2 separate regions of the Mus musculus genome follow, and region 1 is linked to region 2. Evidence: chromatin contacts called from ENCODE Hi-C or POLR2A ChIA-PET data. All regions are on one chromosome and are shown on one strand. Each heading gives the region's core, a stretch centred on a gene start or an enhancer-like site at or near the end of the contact. The rest is flanking DNA. Distances are from core to core; before and after follow the strand shown.

Region 1 (4,219 bases), core at 518-3,017, 370 kb after region 2:
AGTTAGTTTCCTTTTCCTTTTCCTTTTTCTTTTTCTTTTTTCTTTTTTTAAGATTTATTTATTATTTATTATATGTAAGTCCACTGTAGCTGTCTTCAGACACTCCAGAAGAAGGAGTCAGATCTCGTTACGGATGGTTGTGAGCCACCATGTGGTTGCTGGGATTTGAACTCCGGACCTTCGGAAGAGCAGTCGGGTGCTCTTACCTGCTGAGCCATCTCACCAGCCCCTCCTTTTTCTTTTTTACCTGAACCATTCAGTCACCTTTTATCAGACACTAGTTCTCAGTCAGGGTATGAAGGTTTGGCCAGATGAACTCTTCCTGGATCAGAGCGGGGTAGGGGCTTTGCTCAGCCATGCGGTGCCCTCCATAGTGACCCCTCTTCAGTGGTTCCTGTGTCACCGCTCATGTTTGAGTTCCTTGTAAGAAATGCAGTAGCTGAAAACCACACAGGCTGCCAGTACCATGTTAATCCCCGAGACAGACGCTGCCTTTCCGAACTCGTAATACCGGTCATACCCTCTCCGAAAGGCTCCTGCAGCGCCACTGGGGTGAAATCCCGTATCGATAGCCAGCTTGGCAGCTCTCCAGGTTTAACCTCCATGAGCCACTTCTCCTTCAATGGCATGAGCGACGCCATCTTGAAGTCCTGGTGTCCACAGAAATCCAGCTGTTTGAGAAGGCTGCTGGGAAGGGTGGATGCACTCCTGTCCCCTAATCAGTTTTCAATTAATGATCATAACAAAAAAATCCTTCAGCCTGCCTGGCTCTCTGGTGTGTGGGCTGACATCCAGCTCCCCTCCTGGGGACAGAGAAGCCGGGCCTCAGCATGGGATGCAGAGAAATCACTCATCAGGGCTTCCAGGCAGGACATGGAAACCGCATGGACTTCAGCCCGAGATTTCTCCTGAGCTAAATATAGCTGGGTAGAGAGAACACAGACCAGGCCGAGTGTGTGTGTGTGTGTGTGTGTGTGTGTGTGTGTGTCCACTAAAGATGCATCCGAGTGCAGGCATGTGTGCAGAGATCAGCATACACAGATACAAGTGGGAGTGTGTCAGAGTCTATCTTCAGGTATGTGCTGTGTGTGAGGATGTCTTCAGACAGGCACAGGGCACGGGCATTTCTGTGATCATGTGTGTGTGGCTGTGTGCATGCCAAGTCAGGGCTTTACTCTACTCAGGAGCCACACCTCCATCCTTGGCCAGTATTTAATCATGTACACACACACACACACCCACACACACCCCTCTGCATATCATCACTATGGACATGGCTGCATTTGTCCACATATGTGTCTGGACATGTTTCTGTTTTCCATGATTTTCCTGGTGGGCAGTTTTGGCTTTTCATTGTGTCTGCTGACCCCAAGCTGTGATTCTGCAGAGAACTGTGTCACCAGCCAGTCCCTGACTCACGTCCAAGCCATGCCCCCTCATCACCCCCCCCACACACACACACACACATACAGGTAGTAAGGGAATCAACTGTAGCTAAAACCCTGAGATGTGAGTCAGCTAGGCTCATTCCTCACAGGCAGCTCACCATGAGGCTCAACACGTGGCCACCCTGGGGGAAAGGCTTGTGGGTGGAGTGGGGCCTGTAGAGCTCCCGGCCGTGTCCACGGGAACCACAGCGCAGTCTCTCCGGGCAGCACAGGAGAACTCAGGAATTACCTGTGGTGACTTGGGGAGAAGGCCTCTCAGAGAAGCCCTTGCTCTTGGAGAAGCTCTGAGCATCCTGCAGGAGTTGTAAGCCAGGACTGGGGTTTAGCTCCCCATGTGGCGAGAGGTATAATTACACCTCCCGTGTGCTGGGGAGGATGAAAATGGCCACCCCAGAACAAAGCATGGAGGAGACAGCGATAGAAGTAACATAGAACTCAGACACGCAGAGAATGTGAAGAAATTCACAAAGTTACCAGGATGCTATGCCTGGTGCCTGCCTCCGCCACTCCAGACAGGAGCTCCCCTGTGATGGCCATACAAATCTTGGGGTGCCTGAGGGGACCAGGCATTCTCTTTTTGATTCCACAGATCTCAAGAGACCCTGCAACCCGGTCACCAGCCAAACTAAAGCCATGGAACCCCACATGCCAAGAGGGGAGGGATCTGGGGTCCTCTGGGTGGATGATTTGGGGGTCTAGTGCAGCAGAGGCATCAGGCAGCTGTACCTAGGCTCTGTGGATGGTTCTGGATGGTTCTCTATGCAGCTGAGCAGTGTTCACAGCTTTATATAGCCTATCCCAACTACACTGGTGAGGCAGAGGCCAGCCTGGTCTACAAGGCAAGTTCTAGGGTAACCATGACTACACAATGAGGCCCTGTCTCAAAATCCCTAAATAAATAAGTAAATGATGGGGTGCTCACTGGCCACAGGAAGAGTGAACCAAGGAGACCAGGAGAGACTGGCCGGGGCCGTTCACACAGGATGCTCTTAAGGCAGACACGGAGGTGCATCGCTTTACCCGAGTACTCAGGAGGTGGAGGTTGAAGGATCAAGAATTCAAGCTTATCCTTGACTACATTGTGAGTTCAAGGCCAGCCTTAGCAACATGAGACCACATCAAAAACAAAACACCACTACCACAACCACTAGCAAAAGCCAATAAGACACCGGAGAAAGGGGAGGGTGCACAACGGCCTTTGTGCTGGTTTGTGCTTGGGTTGGTTTTGGTTTCGAGAAAGGGTTTCTTTGTGCTGCCCTGGAACTCACTCTGAAGACCAGGCTGGCCTCAAATTCACAGAGATCCACTTGCCTCTGCCTCCTGAGTGCTGGGGTTAAAGGTGTGCCCCACCATGGCCCACTGAGCGTTACCCTTTTGGACTCTGTTTGATGACAAGGTTTCTATTAATGGTGAAAACCTTTTAGGTTCACAGTGGACAGTTTTAGAAGGACACGTGGCCACGTCACCAGCCACAGGACAGGGGCCATTTCTGTCGCCCTTGCTACTGCACTGCCCTGTGTTATGGCAGTGACCTCAGTGACCTTGGATTCAGCTTTCGTTTCCTTGTAGGTTGAAAGTCCTGGAATCTCACACTACCTAGGTTCTGGCCTCATTATCCCAGCATGACACTGCTGCTGCGATTCACACACTCACACACTTCGCTTTTTCTCATGAGTAAGCAACAGGACATCAAAGACAGAAGGCACAGGCCAGAGACTCAGCAGCCAATGGTGCCCTGCCCAAGCCTGAGAACTCAAGTCCCTGGGACCCACAGAGTGGACAGTGAGGATAGATTTCCTGAAGTTATCTGAGCTCTGTACATATACTGTGGCACATACACACATACATATACACATATGCATATACATATACACAGACATACACGCATATACATGCATACAACATATAACAATATATACATACATATATGTGCACACATATACACACATATACATACATACACACACATATGTATATATGCACACACATATACATACACATATATACACACATATACATAATACTCATACATATATACATATGTATACCTACACACACTCACATATATATATACACATGTACTCACACAGACACAGACACACATATATACATATACACATATATATACATACATAAACACACTTATACACATATCCACATATACATATACACACACAAACATATATAAACACACCATCTCTTTAGCTCCTGCTCTGCTGTTTTGTGAGTCTCACGTCACCTGGGCTGTTCTCATCATGCGCATGTAGCTGAGGAAGACCAGCTCCCCTAGCCTCCACTATGCAGTACCAGATTGACTGGAGTGTGCTTGTTGGAAGGTTTTACTTTGGCAGGTACAAATTCACAGGCCTGGGTGTGTGGACAACAGCCAACTATGACCTACAGCACCGTGACCCCCTGCCCACTGCCCTTCACCTCGCCTGGGCCATTGATCATGGTAACATGGACCAAGAGGGCAGCGGGGTGCAGGGGTCCCTCCAGTGCAGAGCATGCTGGCCTGACTCCCGAGCACCACCTGCTGTTGCCTGGGGCAAACTCTGGGTTTGGAGGACTCCCAGGTAAGAGAAACCCTGTGACCCCAACAACCCTGTAGGTGAAGAGGAGGTTCACAAGGTGAACTCTGGTGACTTCACAGCACCAAGAGCTTGATGGGTCAGAGCCACCTCCAACCAAGTCATTGTCCTCACCAGAGACCTTCTGTAACAGTGCCTGCAGCTCAACTGACACAGCTTGCTCATAGTCTAGTTGGTAAG
Region 2 (4,296 bases), core at 840-3,339:
AGTACCAACAAGTCCCCAGCTCCCAGGTAGCAATTCTCAAAGATGCAGATGACACCAGGTGTCTCCAAGAGACACCAGGCCACACCTGGAATCTACAGCACTCCTAGAATGGAGTTGGGAGCACTTCTAGCACAGAGCAGGTGGGAACCAAGACAACACCAGGCCACATCTGTAACTGGGAGCACACCTACAGAGCAGGTGGGGACCAGAGACTCTGTCCAAGACCCTGAATAGCCCAGAACAGGCTATCAGTGAATGACCCCGCTCCAAATATCCACAAGGTCAATGTTTAGAGACACTGGCTTTATAATCAAGGCCTCCTCATTTAACACCCCTTAGACACAGAGGGCTTGGAAGGACCTGTGGTCCAGTGAGAAAGAACACCTGACCAAGCTGGAGACAAAGTGAACCAAGGCCAGGAAAGGGAGTGCTGTCCCTCACACTCCCCTCCGGGTCACTCCCATCATCTTTAAGCCTGCTGGTTCCATCAACCACCACCTGAACCTTTCCCCAACTGCACTCTAACCTTACGAAGGTCCATCTCAGCCGCCGCTATCATTCCGTGTCAAAGGCTTGGCCCTCGCTACTTTGACACTTTCTGCAGCACACACCTATTGAGTGACCTCCCTTCTAGAGTTGTCCTTCCTCCTCCTAGTCACAGACCTCATGCCTAGCCACACATCTTATCAGGTGTGTAATTTCTGGGGTCTCAACCTGCAGTATGTTTTCTAGACAAGTCAAGCAAGGGGAGGCCTCAGTTTCCTGCCTGTGGCTGTCCCTACGTATGCCAGTATCCTGAGTCTGCCATATGGGGAGGAACTCTCAGTCATGATTCCAGATACTTCTACAGTTAACTAGTTCTCCATCCTGCATGGGGCAGGACCTGGAAGACCCACTTCCACTCAACAACCATGTGCAGGGCAGCCAGAGAAAATAAAGCTGTGGAAGAAAGACATTAAAGACATAAGCCTCTGGGACCTGCCAGTGTTATATGGAGAGGACAGACAGCATGTGGGACCTCATGTCACAGATGGGGCCACTGGGTACTGTAAGCCGGGATTATTCACTCACTGCCACAAAGCCCAAGCATTGTGATCACAGACATAAAACCAGGCCCTGGTGTTACAAGCAACCAAGCTACTGTAAGGGCTCTAGGATGACCTACATATGACTGTCTGCTCTGGCATGCCTCACCGGGCCAGTCATAGTAGGGAGGCAACCCTCTAGGAGCTGAAGAGTTCAAAGAATGTAGGGTTGAGGGAGGTGGCTCAGCAGGTAAAGGCACTTGCTACCAAGTTTGAAAATCCGATTTGGATCAGGGGACCAGCATGGTAGGAGAGGACTGACTTCAGGAAGCTGTCCTCTGCGTGGGCGCACACACGTGAAAAAAAGGAAATAGCTCAGTGACAGAGGACCGCAGAGGTAAACCCGGGCAGCAGGAGAGGATTCGAAAAACTGCAAGGGCTCCCAGGGGAGCAGGGTCTGCTCAAGCTGCACCCTCAGCAAGAGGGTGCTTCAGCAAGAGGGCTTCATCGTGGGGGTGATGAGGAACCATAAAGGAGTCCTGGGCTGCAGAAAGGAAGCCTGCAGTGGGCCCCCGCTGGCAGGAAGACGCCAGGTGAGTGGCAAAGGTGGCCGGTGAATGTCAGCAGACAGATGTAGACAGAGAGGGTGTGGGACAGTGGCCTGGGTCTGCGGCTGGCCCGGGCGTTTCTTGGGGACACAGCCGTGTCCTGAGGAGGTTAAGCGACTGCTCCAGGATCGCTGCACTGGGACATGGGGATGCCAGGGACACGGTGGGTGCGCTGGTCTCACAGCCATCCCCGGAGAGCGCAGGGAGGTCTCGGACGCAGGGCCCCCGCTCGATTCGGCCCCACACCATAAACCGCCGCAGCCCGCGCGCGCCCGCCCGCCTGCACTCACCGCCGCCCGCGCCCGCCGGCCCGGGGGCCGCACTCCATGGCTCCCGGCCGCCCGCCCGTGCGTCCGTCTGTCTGTCCCCCGGGGACCCCGACCCAGCCTCCTGCACCGCCACCACCGCAGCTCCGCCGCGGGCGGAAGTGAGCTTGACCTAACACCGCCCCCGGAAGTGATGCGAGGCGAATGCGCAAGCGAGGAGGCCTCTGGCTGTTTATGGGGGCGGAGCAAAGCGACCGCGAAGCGGATTGGGTAGGTTGTTGTGAGGGCGGTACATGTGCTGGAGGTGGGGCCATGAGAAGGAGGAGTCGGATTTCTGGGCGGGGCTCAAGATGGAAGGCGGGACTTGGTTATGCGGGCGGGGCTTTATATGGGGGCGGGGCCTCAATAGAAGTGAAGGTGAATGGTCTGAAGAAGCTTGGCTGGCGACAAGGTGCCCGGTGAAGAGCGGTCTGGGGGCGGGGCCTGGAATAAAGGCGGAACCGAATGGTCTGGGGGCAGGACCTGGATAGGGTGTGACTTTGACCGGAGTAGGGCTGCGTTCAGAGGATGGGATTTGCATTCCCAGTTGATTGGTTAAATTATCCTTGCCTTCCCCCTCCACCCCATCTGCTCATCCCCTCCGTGAATTCCTGGAAGAGGCAATAAAATGAGTTTCTCTCAGGATCTCAAGACAGGAGCTGGAGAGGTGTTCACCCTTTAAGAACACTACACATCCCAGGACCCACAAGGTGGTTCTCAACCACCTGTAACTCCATTTCCAGGAGAATCTACTCCCATTTCAGGCTTCTTCAGATACCCGACAGACACATAGGCAAAACACCTTTACAACCCAATTTTTTTTATTTTATGTTTATTTATTTATTATATGTAAGTACACTGTAACTGTGTTCAGATACTCCAGAAGAGGGCGTCAGATCTCGTTGTGGATGGTTGTGAGCCACAATATGGTTGCTGGGATTTGAACTCAGAACCTTCGGAAGAGCAGTCGATGCTCTTACCCGCTGAATCATCTCACCAGCACCCTACAACCCAATTTTATTTGTCTGTGTATTTACATTACTGCGCCATGGAGCGCCTGTGGAGGTCAGAAAACAGTTTGTGGGAATCCTCTCTGTTCTACCGAGTGAGTCCCTGAGATTAAACTCAGGTTTTCTGGCAAGAGTCTTTTACCCACTGAGCCATCTCACTGGCCCTCGTTTTGAGTTGAGTGTAGGGGGCAGAGGGTGTTCTTTATCTGTTTATTTTATATGTATGTGTGCTTTGCACTCATGTGTGTGCACAACAAATGTACCCAGGGAGGGGGTGTCAAATTCCCAAGAACTAGAGTTATGGGCAGTTGGGTTGCTGGTGAGCCACTACATGGGTTCTGGGAACCAAACCCAGGTTCTTCACAAAAGCAGTAAATGTTCTTTGTTTCTTGTAGTCTTTCTCTTTGTATCCTTGGTTGTCCTGGAACTCATTCTAGTCCAGGGACTTGAACTCAGAGATCTGCCTACCTCTACCAAATGCTGGGATTAAAGGCATGCACCTTGAATTGCACCCACCTACTGTACATGCTCTCAACCATTGAGCCATTCCTCCAGCATCCCCGACTAGGTTTTTTGTTTTTTTGTATTTTTGGGGTTTTTTTTTGGGGGGGGGGGTTCAAGACAGGGTTTCTCTGTATAGCCCTGGCTGTCCTGGAACTCACTCTGTAGACCAGGCTGGCCTCGAACTCAGAAATCTGCCTGCCTCTGCCTCCCAAGTGCTGGGATTAAAGGCGTGTGCCACCACCGCCCGGCTCCCCGTCTAGTTTTTTAAGACAGGACCTCATGCTATATAGATCAGGCCAGTCTGGAACTCATTGTGTAGTTCTGTTGTAGCCTTCAAATTACTGATGCTAACTCTGTACAGTTAATTGTCCTGCTTCTTGGAAGCCTCACCAAAGAAGACTGCACTGTTGTGTACAGACGGTTTGCCTCTGCGTCCCCGTCCCCCGTCCCCCACCCCCCCCACCCGCGCTGCAAAAGCTCCCATCTTCCCGCCCTTCCGAGCCAGCTGTGTAGGCAGCTGGTTTCTGTGCTGCATTCCCTCCCTGGCCGCTCTGAGGAAACCCAGCCTGGCATTAGAATGGCACTGCTCATAAACCCCCCCCCCCCTTAATGAAAACACCCCGAGGAGCCATATGCTAACTTGAGACAGCCTCCCTGCCTCTGCGTCACAAAAACTAGCTCTCCCTCTGATAAATGAGTGAACTATTCAGATACCTGTCCTTGGGACCTTAACAAACTCAGCCCAGTGGCACATACACCTTTCATCCCAGCACTTGGGAGGTAGAGGCAGGCAGATTTCTAAATTCGAGGCCAGCCTGGTCTACAGAGTGAGTTTCAAGACAGC

What was found. A loop is a pair of places that touch in the nucleus more often than their neighbours do. ChIA-PET counts read pairs that join two places held with the same protein, here RNA polymerase II (POLR2A).
Region 1: a loop to region 2 is called in a map of T-helper 2 cell, with 2.4 times the contacts of the local background. The contact joins the enhancer-like site here to the promoter of Abhd17a in region 2. A Hi-C loop is called at or near these places in 1 of 37 maps with a recorded cell type or tissue (T-helper 2 cell). POLR2A ChIA-PET finds 5 or more read pairs at or near these places in 1 of 5 experiments (embryonic stem cell).

What each region holds. Positions count from the first base shown.
Region 1 is chr10:80,954,070-80,958,288 of GRCm38, forward strand. All of the region lies in intron 2 of Gng7 (guanine nucleotide binding protein (G protein), gamma 7), which reads right to left. It also overlaps the pseudogene Gm3828. Among named protein-coding and RNA genes, the nearest start is that of Gadd45b, 26 kb to the left of the region's middle. Within about 2 kb of position 1,768, at least 2 of the 3 ENCODE cell types and tissues checked have a DNase peak (open chromatin) inside an H3K27ac peak, as active enhancers do.
Region 2 is chr10:80,588,252-80,592,547 of GRCm38, forward strand. It overlaps Abhd17a (abhydrolase domain containing 17A), which reads right to left and starts at 2,090. Exons shown (of 5, transcript NM_145421.2): 1 at 1,924-2,090.